Regions from separate parts of the Homo sapiens genome. Here region 2 is linked to region 1. The links are chromatin loops, found by intact Hi-C in ENCODE. Cell type or tissue: breast epithelium. All regions are shown on one strand. Each heading gives the region's core, and the rest is flanking DNA. Links, peaks and the distances in the headings are about the cores only.

Region 1 (8,336 bases), core at 12-8,011:
GTCTGACTTGCTCCTGGATGGGCACCCACACTCAGAGGCTACATATGGCCCTAGAGCACCACCTTCCTCTAGGGACACTGGGGCTACCTACAGACAACTTCATCTAAGTCCTAACTATTACAATGATGGACTCAGCACCTCCAAAGCAGTTAATTTTTCACTAGAACCAGTGAGATCTGGAGGAATGTGAGAAGCATATGCTAAATGTACATTTTAATTTTAGACTACTTGAAAAGGCCCCTAATAAGGCTAGAGGTCTAAGTCCCCCACCCCTTTCCCCACTCCCCTCTAGTGGTGAACTTTAGAGGAAAAGGAAGTAATTGCACAAGGAGTTTGATTCTTACCTTTTCTCAGTTACAGAGGACATTAACTGGATCATTGCTTCCCCAGGGCAGGAGAGCGCAGAGCTAGGGAAAGTGAAAGGTAATGAAGATGGAGCAGAATGAGCAGATGCAGATCACCAGCAAAGTGCACTGATGTGTGAGCTCTTAAGACCACTCAGCATGACGACTGAGTAGACTTGTTTACATCTGATCAAAGCACTGGGCTTGTCCAGGCTCATAATAAATGCTCCATTGAATCTACTATTCTTGTTTTCCACTGCTGTGGAAACCTCCTTGCTACTATAGCGTCTTATGTATGGTTTAAAGGAAATTTATCAGGTGAGAGAGATGAGCAACGTTGTCTTTTCTCTCAAAGCTGTAATGTGGGTTTTGTTTTATTGTTTATTTGTTTGTTGTTGTATCCTTTTCTCCTTGTTATTTGCCCTTCAGAATGCACTTGGGAAAGGCTGGTTCCTTAGCCTCCTGGTTTGTGTCTTTTTTTTTTTTTTTTTAAAACAGAATCACTCTGGCAATTGTCTGCAGCTGCCACTGGTGCAAGGCCTTACCAGCCCTAGCCTCTAGCACTTCTCTAAGTGCCAAAAACAGTGTCATTGTGTGTGTTCCTTTCTTGATACTTAGTCATGGGAGGATATTACAAAAAAGAAATTTAAATTGTGTTCATAGTCTTTCAGAGTAGCTCACTTTAGTCCTGTAACTTTATTGGGTGATATTTTGTGTTCAGTGTAATTGTCTTCTCTTTGCTGATTATGTTACCATGGTACTCCTAAAGCATATGCCTCACCTGGTTAAAAAAGAACAAACATGTTTTTGTGAAAGCTACTGAAGTGCCTTGGGAAATGAGAAAGTTTTAATAAGTAAAATGATTTTTTAAATAACAGCAACTGCCTAGAATCTTTATTTCTAGAATTTAGTGAGCCTGTGCCACACTGTCATCTGCCTTTTCTCTGTATCAGCTTGGGCTAATTCTAGCAATGGTTGGGATTAATCTCTAAGACTAAGATTTGATTCTTGTGCACTAGAATTCTTCACTTTATTAATTGACTATGGGCTGAGCCAGCCTTCTTGCACAAATGTATCTTGGGTTCCCTTGAAAGTAGAGACTGAGACAAGTGCTTCTGTGCAGTTAAGCAGTTTATGCTTTGGGGACAAGATTCCAGGGAGCAGCAATAAAGGACAGGAGGAGAACAGGGAAGGAGGGAGGCTGAATACAAAGATGCATTTTCAGGTTGACTAGCACCAAAGGCAGGGATGCTCCATCCAGCAAGGACTTCAGAAGAAGCTTATGAAATGCATCTCAACACCATCTGTACCTTGAGTAAAAGGGGGAAGCATTTCTCTGTTGGCATCCATTTGTAAAGGCAGCCCACAGGTGTCAGCTCCACATGTTTCCAGGCTGCACATGCATGAGTCCCAAATAAGTTCTGTCCCGTGGGTAGAAAGCAAGAGAGAATACATTGCAGGGCTGAAGTAGGGGTTGCCAGAGCCCATCAGAACTGGTCACTGCAACAGTGGCTGGAGTAAGTGGTGGGCTGAGAGGATTGGGGGTTGAGTGTGGTGCACAAGAGGTGTCTTAATCTATATACAATTTGCACAGGGCATTTTGGGCTAGAAGGTGTGGATGGACCTGGGTAAAAAGCTCCAGTGTTGGATAGAAACTCAAGGGCATGTTGCATAACAAAACAAGCAGCATCAAACTTGGGGGAGAAGGAAGGCAGCACGTCTTCTGGAACACTGTTGGCTTCTCCACTCTCCTCAAACATGGTTCTGTGCTGGACTACTGATTAACTGTCTTCCCAGGGGCTCTAGAATCTGAATTGCAGTTCTGTCTACCCATTGTCCTGTAGCAGGAGTGAATAGTTTCTGCATTTTCTCTCTTATTCTCCATGCCACTGATTCCAGTCATTTGTGGCCTTCTGAGGGCAAAAACCATAATTACCTGAATGCTTAGAGCTCTTCATGTGGTGAGGCAAGAGCCCAAGTCACTTCCAGGGTTGAGCCAAGCATGTGGAATTCCAAGTCCTCTGTCTAAGCCTGTTGGATTCGTGTGTGGCTTGTTTCCCTTAGAGCCATGACTTTGGGAAGACTGAGTGTGTTATCAGACCAAGGATCTCCTCTGCTCCAGGAGAGAGGCATACACAAACTGTAGCCACAGGGGCAGAGTTGGTGAGTGATGAGGTGTTCAGTTAATGTGTATAACTAGAAACCAGCATACCCACAGAAATATAAAAGACAAAGAAAAGGAGGTGGAGGAACAACCCAGATTTTCTTAAAAACCAGTTTCCTGCCACAGATCAAAGTAAAGGCAAAGATTTGCCATACCATCTTTTCCTATTCTTGGAAACTAGTTCTTATCTCTGTCAGGGTTCCCTGAACATTCTCATGGATTCCATAAGGCTGTTGTTTGTCAAAGAGAATTATTCTGCTTAATACCTGGTCTAAGTGACGGTCAATGAGGTGGGCACAAGACCCTATTCCCTGCCAGGTAGTAAATAGCACAATAGAACTTTCTTCTGGGGGTTTGTCTTTTAATTCTTTTCCTAAAGGGCTTTTAGGCTGATAGAGGCTTGATGCAATGCACTGGCAACACCTTATGTTCTATGCCATTGCTTTAAAAGCACTTTGGAAAATAAAATCTCATGAGATTAACAGAGGATGCACTGATGACAGACACAGGTTTCTCAGCAGAAATCATGTTTTGGAGCTCTCAGGCAGACCCACCCCTGAAGGTGTCACCTCATGAAGAAGGGACATAACCTCAGGGACAGAGTTCTGTAAGAAGCCGCCAGAGACACTGGGACATCATCTGTCTGTTGCGCCAGCCAGAGGGCAGCAGCCAGGCCCCTGACTGGCTCTTTACCTGGGAATAAGTCTCACAAAAGACTTCTCATAGAGGAAGTGTGAGGATACACTCCACATCAAGGATAAGACTGCTAAATACTAATACACAGTGATATTGGTATTTTGCATGGTTCGTCTACTGAAGAGATTTGAAACTTAATGCTCATGCAACCCCTGATTATGAGCAAAATAGTTCTGAAAATTCTAAATGTCCTCATAGAATTGCCCCCCACCCCATGCCAAACAAATGAGCACTAAAAACGTAAAAGCCCCAGGAACAGCTCTGGTCTGGAGCTCCTAGCGAGATCAACGCAGAAGGTGGGTGATTTCTGCATATCCAACTGAGGTACCCGGCTCATCTCGTTGGGACTAGTTAGACAGTGGGTGCAGCCCACGGAGGGCAAGCCAAAGCAGGGTGGGGCATCGCCTCACCCAGGAAGTGCAAGGGGACAGGGAACTCCCTCCCCTAGCCAAGGGAAGCCATGAGGGACTGTGCCATGAGAAACAGTGCACTCTGGCCCAGATACTATGCTTTTGCCACAGTCTTCGCAACCCGCAGACCAGGAGATTCCCTTGGGTGCCTACATCTCCAGACCCTGGGTTTCAAGCACAAAACAGGGCGGCCATTCGGGTAGACACCAAGCTAGCTGCAGGAGTTTTTTTTCATACCCCAGTGATGCCTGGAACACCAGTGAGACAGAACCATTCACTCCCCCGGAAAGGGGGCTGAAGCCAGGGAGCCAGGTGGTCTTGCTCAGCGGATCCCACCCCCATGGAGCCCAGCAAGCTAAGATCCACTGGCCTGAAATTCTTGCTGCCAGCACAGCTGTCTGAAGTCAACCTGGGACTCTTGAGCTTGGTGGTGGGAGGGGCGTCCACCATTACTGAGGCTTGAGTAGGCAGTTTTCCCCTCACAGTGTAAACAAAGCCCCCAGGGACTGCAGTCTGGCAAAGCCGCTGTAGCCAGACTGCCTCTCTAGATTCCTCCTCTCTGCGCAGGGCATCTCTGAAAGAAAGGCAGCAGCCCTAGTCAGGGGCTTATAGATAAAATTCCCATCTCCTTGGGACAGAGCACCTGGGGGAAGGGGCAGCAGTGGGTGCAGCTTCAGCAGACTTAAATGTTGTGCCTGCCGGCGCTGAAGAGAGCAGCGGATCTCCCAGCACAGCACTTGAGCTCTGCTAAGGGACAGACTGCCTCCTCAAGTGGGTCCCTGACCCCCGAGCCTCCGAACTGGGAGACACCTCCCAACAGGGGTCGACAGACACCTCATACAGGAGAGCTCTGGCTGGCATCTGGGGGGTGCCCCTCTGGGACGAAGCTTCCAGAGGTAGGAACAGGCAGAAATTTTTGCTGTTCTGCAGCCTCTGCTGGTGATACCCAGGCAAACAGGGTCTGGAGTGGATCTCCAGCAAACTCTAGCAGTCCTGCAGCAGAGGGGTCTGACTATTAGAAGGAAAACTAGCAAACAGGAACAGCATCAACATCAACATCAAGAAAACGGACGTCCACACAAAAACCCCATCCGAAGGTCACCAACATCAAAGACCAAAGATAGATAAATGCACTAAGATGAGGAAAAACCAGTGCAAAAAGGCTGAAAATTCCAAAAACCAGAACGCCTCTTCTCCTCCAAAGGACCACAACTCCTCGCCAACAAGGGAACAAAACTAGACGGAGAATGAGTTTGACGAAATGACAGCCTTCAGAAGGTGGGTAATAACAAACCCCCTGAGCTAAAGGAGCATGTTCTAACCCAGTGCAAGGAAGCTAAGAACCTTGAAAAAAGGTTAGAGGAATTACTAACTAGAATAACCAGTTTAGAGAAGAACATAAACGACCTGATAGAGCTGAAAAACACACACAAGAACTTTGTGAAGCATACACAAGTATCCATAGCTGAATCAATCTAGCGGGAGAAAGGATATCAGAAATAAAGCGTGAAGACAAGATTAGAGAAAAAAGAATGAAAAGGAACGAACAAAGCCTCCAAGAAATATGGGACTATGTGAAAAGACCAGACCTAGGTTTGATTGGTGTACCTGAAAGTGACAGGGAGAATGGAACCAAGTTGGAAAACACTCTTCAAGATATTAACCAGGAGAACTTCCCCAACCTAGCAAGGCAGGCCAACATTCAAGTTCAGGAAATACAGAGAACACCATAAAGATACTCTTCAAGAAGAGCAACCCCAAGACACATAATTGTCAGATTCACCAAGGTTGAAATGAAGGAAAAAATGTTAAGGGCAGCCAGAGAGAAAGGTTGGGTTACCCACAAAGGGAAGCCCATCAGACTAACAGTGGATCTCTCTGCAGAAACCCTATAAGCCAGAAGAGAGTGGGGGCCACTATTCAATATTCAATATTCTTAAAGAAAAGAATTTTCAACCCAGAATTTCATATCCAGCCAAACTAAGCTTCATAAGTGAAGGAGAAATAAAATCCTTTCCAGACAAGCAAATGCTGAGAGATTTTGTCACCACCAGGCCTGCCTTAAAGAGCTCCTGAAGGAAGCACTAAACGTGGAAAGGAACAACTTGTACCAACCACTGCAAAAACACGCCAAATTGTAAAGACCATCAATGCTAGGAAGAAACTGCATCAACTAACGAGCAAAACAACCAGCTAACATCATAATGACAGGATCAAATTCACACATAACAATATTAACCTTAAATGTAAATGGACTAAATGCCCCAATTACAAAACACAGACTGGCAAATTGGATAAAGAGTCAAGACCCATCAGTGTGCTGTATTCAGAAGACCTATCTCATGAGCAAAGACATATATATTGTCTCAAAATGAAGGGATGGAGGAAGATCTACCAAGCAAATGGAAAACAAAAGCAGGGGTTGCAATCCTAGTTTCTGATAAAAACAGACTTTAAACCAACAAAGATCAAAAGAAACAAAGAAGGCCATTACATAATGGTAAAGGGATCAATTCAACAAGAAGAGCTAACTATCCTAAATATATATGCAGCCAATATAGGAGCACCCAGATTCATAAAACAAGTCCTTAGAGACCTACAAAGAGACTTAGACTCCCACACAATAATAATGGAAGACTTTAATACCCCACTGTCAATATTAGACAGATCAATGAGACAGAAAATCAACAAGGATATCCAGGACTAGAACTCAGCTCTGCACCAAGTGGACCTAATAGACATCTACAGAACTCTCCACCCCAAATCAACAGAATATACATTCTGCTCAGCACCACATCACACTTATTCTAAAATTGAACACGTAATTGGAAGCAAAGCACTCCTCAGCAAATGTAAAAGTACAGAAATCACAACAAACTGTCTCTCAGACCACAGTGCAATCAAATTAGAACTCAGGATTAAGGAACTCACTCAAAACTGAACAACTACATGGAAACTGAACAACCTGCTCCTAAATGACTACTGGATGAATAACGAAATGAAGGGAGAAATAAAGATGTTCTTTGAAAACAATGAGAACAAAGATACAACGCACCAGCATCCCTGGGACACATTTAAAACAGTGTGTAGAGGGAAATTTATGCACTAAATGCCCACAAGAGAAAGCAGGAAACATCTAAAATCAACACCCTAACATCACAATTAAAAGAACTAGAGAAGCAAGAGCAAACAAATTCAAAAGCTAGCAGAAGGCAAGAAATAACTAAGATCAGAGCAGAACTGAAGGAGATAGAGACATAAAAAACCCTTCAAAAAAAATCAATGAATCCAGGAGCTAGTTTTTTGAAATGATCAACAAAATTGATAGACCGCCAGCAAGACTAATAAAGAAAAAAAGAGAGAATAATCAAATAGACACAATAAAAAATGATAAAGGGGATATCGCCACCAATCCCACAGAAATACAAACTACCATCAGAGAATACTTTAAACACCTCTACGGAAATAAACTAGAAAATTTAGAAGAAATGGATAAATTCCTGGACACGTACACCTTCCCTAGACTAAACCAGGAAAAAGTTGAATCTCTGAATACACTAATAACAGGCTCTGAAATTGAGGCAATAATTAATAGCCTATCAACCAAAAAAAGGCCAGGACCAGACAGATTCACAGCCAAATTCTACCAGAGGTACAAAGAGGAGCTGCTACCATTTCTTCTGAAGCTATGCCAATCAATAGAAAAAGAGGGAATCCTCCCTAACTCATTTTATGAGGCCAGCATCATCCTGATACCAAAGCCTGGCAGAGACACAACAAAAAAAGAGAATTTTATATCAATATCCCTGATGAACATCGATGCAAAAATCCTCAATAAAATACTGGCAAACTGAATCCAGCAGCACATCAAAAAGCTTATCCACCATGATCAAGTTGGCTTCATCCCTGGGATGCAAGGCTGGTTCAACATACACAAATCGATAAACGTAATGCATCATATAAACAGAACCAATGACAAAAAACACATGATTATCTCAATAGATGCAGAAAAGGCCTTTGACAAAATTCAACAGCCCTTCATGCTAAAAACTCTCAATAAACTAGGTATTGATGGAATGTATCTCAAAATAATAAGAGCTATTTATGACAAACCCACAGCCAATATCATAATGAATGGGCAAAAACTGGAAGCATTCCCTTTGAAAACCAGCACAAGACAAGGATGCCCTCTCTCACCACTCCTATTCAACATGGTGTTGGAAGTTCTGGGCAGAGCAATCAGGCAAGGGAAAGAAATAAAGGGTATTCAATTAGGAAAAGAGGAAGTCAAATTGTCCCTGTCTGCAGATGACATGATTGTATATTTAGAAAACCCCATCATCTCAGCCCAAAATCTCCTTAAGTTGATAAACAACTTCAGCAAAGTCTCAGGTTAGAAAATCAATGTGCAAAATTCACAAGCATTCCTATACCCCAATAACAGATAAACAGCCAAATCATGAGTGAACTCCCATTCACAATTGCTACAAAGAGAGCAAAATACCTAGGAATCCGACTTACAAGGGATGTGAAGGACCTCTTCAAGGAGAACTACAAACCACTGCTCAGTGAAATAAAAGAGGACACAAACAAATGGAAGAACATTCCATGTTCATGGATAGGAAGACTCAATATCGTGAAAATGGCCATACTGCCCAAGGTAATGTACAGATTCAATGCCATCCCCATCAAGCTACCAATGACTTTCTTCACAGAATTGGA
Region 2 (8,336 bases), core at 174-8,173, 61 kb after region 1:
ATGTATTTGTGGTGAGAGTGCCACATTACAGCACGTTAGCTTCTGATGTACTCTTTTCAAATGGCCAGCCCCGGTGACTCTGCCGGGCATTGTTTGTTTGCCACCCCCCCACACATCCCTGCTCCAGTTGATTTTCTGCTCTTTCCCACTCCTCCCAGGATTTGACCTTTGTGGATTCCATCAGCCAGGCTCCAGGTCCCCAAGCTTCCAGTTGGGTTTGGCCAATTGAAGACCCCTCCCCTGACCAGAGGTTGGAGGCTGGGAGGGGAAATGGGAGGTGCTTTATCCCCCCAGCTCCCTCCCTTGCCAGGTCTCAGGTCAATAGTGCCTGTGTTTTTCACCCTAAAACCACAGCTCCTGCCGGCAGTCCCCTCCTACTGGTCTCTCTGGGTTCCAGGAGCCCTCCCACCTCCTCCCTGGGGATTGGTGGTCACAGCTCCCACTGTTGCTGGCTGCAGGATGCTTCACCTTTCCTTGAGGGTTTCTCTTCATCTTGCTCACCCTTGGAAACGGTCCTTTCCTCAGTCTCTCCTGTTACCAGTGGAGTGTGCATCTGTTTCCTGCTGGGACTGTGATCAATACAGCAACCTTTTCTGATTTGCATCTAAAACAAGGATACTCAAGCAGAGAGGGTATCAACATTTAAAAAAATAAAACAAGAATAAATAGTCCCTGAGTGAGCCCTGAGAGACTCTCTTAGGCGAGAGTCTGGGTGTGAGCTTTGTGACTTCTCTAGGCTACGCAAGGGCTTTTGTTTGTTCATGTCGATGTTTTTAACTATAATGCAGATAATAGAGGGCAATAGATTAGTGACTTCTGTACTTACTGGAGTGATTTGAGAAGGAAAATAAGCATGTAAATCAAGGGAAGCCAGGATCACTCACTCTCCTGGTCCCAGTCAGCCCTCGTTTTTGTTTAATTTGTGTATTTCGAAGCACACATATCTCTAGGGAAGAAAATGAAATCAAGAACTCCTCCTGGCCACCGGTTTCCTGAAGCATGAAAAGGAAGCATTTCATAAATGCTTTGTAAAGAAGACAACAGGAAGGGGTAGTGTCACTGGCTGGCAAGAGCTGCTGTTGTGGTATTTCACAGACAAGGGAGGTGACGTGGCACATGGGGGCTGAGGTCCCAGCCAGAGGCCACACAGGCACAGGCCTCAGAGCCCAGGCCTCCCTCTGGCCTGTAGACCCTCAGCCCTACTGGACAGGAGGAAAAGGCCTAGGGGACATTGCCCCCATTTCACAGAGAGGAGGCTGAAGCCAGTGAAGCAGAGAGTTGCAGCTTCAGTGGGGAGACACTGTTATGCCCCGCCTGTCTTATTCATGCTTCTTTTACCTGTAGGGATTTTTTTTTACATGGCTACCCTTGAGTGATAGAGCCTTCATCAGCTTAGCTTGTCCTCTTGCAGCCTACGCCACTCTGTGCCCTTTAGCCAAGGAAGCCCAGCTGAGGCCCCGCAGCGTCCCTGCCCAGCAGAGCTACAGGAGGCCCGAGGCCCCTTCCTGTTCACTCTTGCTCTATAGACGCCACGCTGCAAAGCAGATGTGCAGGGACACCACCTGAAGACCCAGCCTGCAGCTCAGCCCTACACACTGTGGATGGTGGAGATCCCAGAGGGCCAAGAGAAGCTTATTGAGACTTCTCTGCACTGCCCCTCCCACAGCAGGAGGTTCATGGCCCATGCATTTCTGGGAGGGTTGACAGGGCCCAGGTTGTGGAATACCTGTCTGTGAGCCCCATGTCCTGTCTTGTCCCAGCTGCCTGTAGTTTGACAGAGTATGCTAGAGGTCAGCCATTGCTAGGGAGGCTGCCACTAACCACACAGAGAGGAAGGAAAATTCTCAGCCACAGCACTTAGAGCTGAGCCTGACATGGTCCTCAGCAAGATGTTGCAAGTTCCTAATCTGAACACAGAGGCCAGGGAGTAAGCATCATCTGGAGCCCAGAGCTGACTGTCATTACCCACAAACATAAACACCCTGAGTCTGGCCTTCTCCCCACCCTGCCGAGGTTGTCAGAGCCTCAGCACTGGCTCTGCCCTGGGTGGCAGCCCCTGGGAAGCCCAGCTGCCACCTCTCTACAAATGGCCCTGTAGAAGCTGTGCTCAGTGATCCACTTCCTGGGGGGGGCTGGGCCCACCTTGTTGCCATTACACCCCATTACAAACTGATGCAACCAGCTTTCAACAGACACTGCCAAGGAAGATACACATTACAACAGCATGCTGCAATACCTCTGCCTGTGCAAGAGACTGACCCACATCCAAAAAATGGACATCTTCCCACCCCAGTGTCTCACTCCACTGAGCTGGAAGTGGCCTTTGTCAGGACCCTGTGAGGTCTTGAGTGGATCTGCTTTTCCCAAGATATTAAACCAGTGACTTTAAATCCTGGCTGCATATTACCATCATCTGGGATATTAAAAAATACTGATGCCTGGATCTTGCTCCCACCCAAAGAGTCTGACTGAATTGATGGGGTTTTCAAACATTTTTTAAGTGTTTGTTGAAGGATGACATACATGCAAAAAAAAAAAAAAAAGCACAAACCATAAGTGTAAAGCTCAGTGAATTTTCACAAAATGAATTTACCCCGAGTAACCAGCATCCAAATCATGAAACAGAACATCACCAGCAACCCCTGGTACCCCTTCCACTTACTACCTGGCTCCAAAGGCTAATGTCCATTCTGGCTTCTAATGGTGTACAGTCATTTCTCCTGTTTTCAAACTTTATATGATGTAAATGGAATCAGGCAGTATATATCCTCTTGTTGTGTTTGTGAGATGATTCATCCAAGTTGTTACTTAGAGCTGCAGTTTATTCACTCTTCTTGCTATAGAGTATTCCACTCTATGGATATTCCTCGATTTATCCATTCTACTGTGATGCATTTTTGGATATTCGAGTTGTTATTTATAATTCGGAACTATTCTGACTATTGCAATGACATGCTAGTGTGTATTTTTGGAGTACATGTATATCCATTGCTGGGGAAGCATGGGTATGAGTATGTTCAGCTTTAGTACCTTATGCCAAATAATGTTCCCAGGTGGCTGTACCCATTTACACTCCCTCCAGCAATGTATGAGAGTTCTGGTTGCTTCACATTTTTGCCAACCATAGATATTTTCTATCTTTTTCATGTTAGCCATTCTGGCAGGTATGTAGTGGTATCACAGTGTGGTTTGAATTTGCATTTCCCTGATGACTAATACAGCTGAGCAACCTTTCATATGTTTGTTAGCCATTTAGATCTTCTCTTTGCAAAGTGCCTGTTGGAATATTTGGACATGAGTATTTTTAAAAAGCTCCTTAGGTAACTCTACTGTGTAGCCAAGGTGGAAAACCACTGAACTAAAACCACAAATTAGTATCTGCGTCTCCCTTTCTTCATGATTTGCCTTTGAACTTAGAGCATTTTGGATCTGAGAGGACCTCGTGGAACTGGGAAAAGATTATATTCACTCCCTACTAAGATGAGCCTGTCAGGAAGAAGCAATTGGAGCTGGCAGTTAAGAATCTTTAGGAATGTGACCTCTACTTCAGAAGGGTCCAGGGAGGGCCTGTGGTGTCCACAGCTGCCACAGACATTTCCTAACCACAAAAATGGCCCCTTGGTGGTCTCCCCAGAGCTCCAGGCAGTCATGGGGAGGAAGCGGAGGGCCCCATGCCAGGTACTTCCCAGTTTCTAGGCCAACATGAATGGGACACAGCTCATATGGGGTTGTGGTTAGACTGGGGACAGTGGAGCATATGTTCTGGGGACCTGGGTGTGGCCAAGGGAGGCCTCCTGTCTGTGGCCTTTGTCCCAGATTGGAAATCAGCCAGTGGGGCTCTCCTACATGGGTCCAGGCCTGGCTAGCTCTTGAATTCTGTGCGTTTGCATGTGGGTCCTTATGCATGCGTCCTAGAGCAGGGTCCCAGGGGGCCACTCCCCCCCCCGACCCCTTACTCCTCTAAGCTGGGAAACACGTGGCATGAGAGAACACACTGTGGCTTCTAATGACATCGTGTCTTGATTGCATCCCCATTGCATCATCTGGGCTCATCTCATCCCCACCTCTGGACTGTAACATCATCCCAGGGACTGCCGGACACTCATCTGTGCTCCCCCACAGAGAGTATAATGCCATTTGGTAATTCAGTACAGCCTCTTCCAACTTGAGAAAGAAGATGCATTTCCTTCCCTCAGTCTTGAGCTGTGCAGGTGTCACGCTGAGCTGCCCTGTGTGGGCTCCATGTTGGCACACATCGGTTGCAAGGGGCTCTGTGTAGTGAGTCTGGAGTTGGACCACTGGCCAGGCGCTGGGATGCTAGTGCCTGGACTGAGTGTGCACAGAGGCCCCTCAGGCAGAGCCACAGTGGGCGCTGAACCTCCTGGTGAAGTTCACCGCAGTAACTAGAGCTCAGTGGGAGGGGCTGGCCTATCAGCACCTGTCCTGTGTGCTTTTTGAAAAGAGCAGGGTCTACCTTCTGTCAACTGAAGTCCTGCCAGCTGCATGGCATGAGATGAGGGACAAAGTGGCACGTGAACAAAGTTGACATTTTGGAGGCTGTTAGGCTCAGAGCCAACCCTGGGCTCCATGTAGTGCCATGACTCATGGATTCAGGCCCATCTTGGAAATTGCTCTGGGCGTAGAGCTCTCATTTCTGATAGTCCAAGTGCAGATATTGGGGTTCCTCTAATTGGCCCAAATGGTGGCCTGCACCAACCAGCGACCAGAGTGCTGTCTGAATCTAGAATAACAGGAAGAACACGCCTCCAGCAGTGTAGGAGAGTTCCCCATGCAGTGTGCTTCCCATTCTTACCAGCAGTTGGTATCTTCTGTCTTTTTCACACTGGCCATCTGAGTCTCATAAGGAGACTCCTCTCCTTCCACTGAGCCTGCATCCCAGCCTCTCCCCTTTCTTCAGGGACCTCTCCCCAGCAATTACGCCCTTCCATTCTCTCAACCAGGGAATCTTCAAACTCTTCTTCTCCACTGGCTCCTGCTGTGCTCCTGTCTCCATCACCTGTATAATGCTTCCTGCCATCCTGCCTTCCCCGTGGAGTACAGCCATGCTGTCTGCTGCTTACAGCCAAGATTCTGGAAAGAAATGTCTCCTTTTTCCTCGTCATCAACCACTCATTTATTCAGCAAGTGTTTCTTTTACACTTGCCTGTGCTGGGCATGGCAGCAATGCAGCAGTGAACAAAACCATCAGCCCTGCTCTCATGCAGCTTATAATCAAGTAGAGAGACAGACATAAATGATTAATAGATGCTCCTGTAATGGTGGTTGTGAGGTGTGCTGCCACAGCCCAGCCACACACGCCAGTTCCCTTCTCTGCACATGTACATGTCTGCTCATCCTTCCCACCTGAACTCATGTGCCACCTCACTTATGCCCCTTCCCAATGCCGCACCCACACAACAGGGTGTCCCTCTGTGCCCACAGCAGCCCTTGGGTATAACTGTTCCCCACAGAGGCTGAACCCCAAGGGCAGAGTCCAGGCCACACTCACCACGGAGACCCCTGCCTGGCACAGAGCCCAGCCCAGCAGAGATGCTCAGAAGATGAATGAAAGTCCCTGCTGAGATTGATCCAATCTGTTTGTGAACATCTCTGGGGTCCAAGAATTCACGGCTTTCTTTTTCTTTAGAGAGCCTTTTGTTTCTTTTTGCCATTATATACTATATTTGGGTTAGGGCACAACAATGTGAATATACTTAATACTGAACTCTACACTTGAAAATGGTTAAGATGGTAAAGTTTTAAGTTATATGTATTTTGCCACAATTTTTTAAAATGCAGAGCATAGGTACAAAGAAGGAAAAAAAGGGGGCAAGGTCCATTTTATTGAGAAATAAAGAACAAAGGGTTCAATTCAGAGAGGATTGGATTTTAAAACGTAATTTAGATTAGGGAAATGCAAATGAAAACCATAATAAGTAAGATACCACTTCACATCTGTTAGGATGGCTATTTTAAAACAACAAAAACAACCTGAAAATAAGTGTTGGCAAGGATGTGAAGAAATAGATACCCTTGTGCATTGCTATTGGGAACGTAAAATCATGCAGCCTTTGTTGAAAACAATGTGGTGGTTCCTCAAAAACTTAGTTATCATATGATCCCGCAGTTCCACTTCTAGGAATATACCCAAAAGAATTGAAAGCAGGGACTCAAAGTGATATTTGTACACCAGTGTTTGTAGCAGTATTATTCACAATAGCCAAAAGGTGGAAACAACCCAGATGTCCATGACAAGAGGAGTGGATAAACAAAATATGGTGAATATGTACAATGGAACATAATTCAGCTTTAAAAAGGAATGAAATTCTGGTACATGTTATAACATAGATGAACCTTAAAAACATTATGCTAAGTGAAATAAGCCAGACACAGAAGGAAAAATACCAGATGATCCCACTTATATGAGGTACCTAGAATAGTGAAATTCATAGAGACAGAAAGTAGAAGGATGGTTGCCAGGGGCTGGAAGGAGGAAGAACAGGGAGATACTGCTTAGTGGATGCAGAGTTTATGTTGAGGGTGATGAAAAAGTTCTGGAGATGGATGGTGGTGATGGCTGCACAACAGTGAGAATGTACTTCATACTATGGAACTCTGCACTTAAAAATGGTTAAAATGGATGTAGACATTTTATGTCTATTTTGCCATAACAAGAAAGTAATTTGGGTGTATTTTAGAGATTTTAGAAAATACTGTAAGCACAAGAGGAAAAAAATTAAAATCATTCGCAATCACCAGGTAGAGACAACGACTGTTGAAAGATCAGTGTGTATCTTTTCATTCTCGTTCTCTCTCTCAAAAAAGTGTGTGTGTGTGTGTGTGTGTGTCTTCAGATGTCACACTGGACTTTCAGGAAAGGTTCCCCTCTCTGCTGCTTCCCTGCTGGAGCCATGGAGAGCAAGTCTATCCCTGTTCCATAGGTCAATCCTTTGAATGATTTCTCATGGCTGAGTTCACTCCCCTGCACCTCCAGGGTTGCACTTCTCTGAAAATACTCATTTATTTTATGTGTCTACTAAAAACATGGCACCCACGACCCAATAATATGTTGGAAGGGGTTGGAGAGAGAAACGCGAGTACCTCTCACACCTTCTCACACACTACACATCTTAGCGATGGCCGAGTGAGCATGTTGGCTCTCTGGACTCCTCAGTCTGTTGGTCTGGGCTGCGCCAGGCTCAGGCTCCCTGCCTCCCCCCCAACCTTGATCCCCTTGCTTCTTGAACCTGATGCTGGGCCTCACATTCTCCGTTGATTCTAGCTCTTAAATCCTGCTTCTCCAGCTTGTCAGGAGGCTGTGCCCTCACACCCCAAAGAGCAGATCTGCCCTCTCCACTGAGAGGGAAGGAGTGAAGGTCCCACAGCCTCTGACCCCTGCTGGGCCCAAGAGAGGAACAGCTGCTTGCTTTATTTCTCGTGGGAGAAGTGTGTCTCCTCTTTGTCTCAGGCACCCCTCTGCCCTGTACAGCAGCAAGTCAGCAGGAATGAGCTGAGCCGCCCAAGTAGTGGCTCCCTCCACTATGGGGGCTCTGTGGTCCTGGGGGCTGTCCTGCCTCCACTGCCATAGGCCTGGCCCCAGAGCATGCTGCAGTGGTCACAACCTGTGGAGGTGCCCCCAGACCCCCATATTTGGGCCCAACTACAGCCTCCTTCCCCAGCTTTGCCACCTGGCTTGGGAGCCAGGGCACCACCAGCTTCACTGGCAGGGAGAGATGAAGAAAGAGGCCATAGCCACGCAAGTGACTGAAGTTCATGTTCGTGCACACCAATTAGAGAGGGACAGCACGTTCATTTACCTCCAAATCCAGCCACAGACACATCGCCCTTTTCTCTTGGCTCTGAGGCCTCCACAGAAGGGTTTTTTAAGGTTGCAGCCAGGACCTTTATAGCCTAGTCCTGAGAAGATTATCTTTTTATTGCAACTTTGATTAATGATTGATCAAAAACTGATACTAGAAACACTGAAGAACAAATTTGCTGTAGACATTAGGAAAGGTCTACATCTGGCAGGCCTGGAGACCTGCCCACCCTCTCCCCCCACGGTCAAACCAGGGCAAAGGTACATTGGAAGACCCAACCCCTACACACTCTTACACGTGCACTCGCACACACACACTGAGGGGAAAGAAATATTTAATTGTCCTTAAATCCTCTTGGATTAGGCTATAAATTGCAAATAAATGGAGCAACAGACAGAGCAAAAGCACATAAGGTCCTTTAATAGAATTTCTCTATCTTATTCTGTTTCTATGAATGCCTGTTACAAATTAGCAGCTTAAAGGGAAACCTGGAGTGTGGGAAAGAGCGACCCTTGT

Evidence for each region. A loop is a pair of places that touch in the nucleus more often than their neighbours do. Peaks named below come from ENCODE experiments on the same cell type or tissue, not always from the same donor. Only the 100,000 strongest peaks of a DNase experiment are listed, where the experiment ranks them.
Region 2: it touches region 1 in a loop (12-fold over the local background); 7 of 110 quality-filtered maps call a loop at or near these places.

The regions. Positions count from the first base shown.
Region 1 is chr5:132,394,394-132,402,729 of GRCh38, forward strand. It overlaps SLC22A5 (solute carrier family 22 member 5), which reads left to right. Exons shown (of 10, transcript NM_003060.4): 10 at 1-1,219. Among named protein-coding and RNA genes, the nearest start is that of CARINH, 12 kb to the right of the region's middle. In breast epithelium, for the core only: no CTCF peak of the experiment used is centred there; a DNase peak (open chromatin) is centred at 2,348.
Region 2 is chr5:132,455,601-132,463,936 of GRCh38, forward strand. The region is part of intron 3 of CARINH (colitis associated IRF1 antisense regulator of intestinal homeostasis); the gene reads left to right. Among named protein-coding and RNA genes, the nearest start is that of IRF1, 31 kb to the right of the region's middle. RefSeq lists a silencer at 342-534 and enhancers at 813-1,483, 1,484-2,153, 2,081-2,310. In breast epithelium, for the core only: CTCF peaks have their summits at 4,797 and 4,996; a DNase peak (open chromatin) is centred at 1,061; H3K27ac peaks cover 4,987 bases.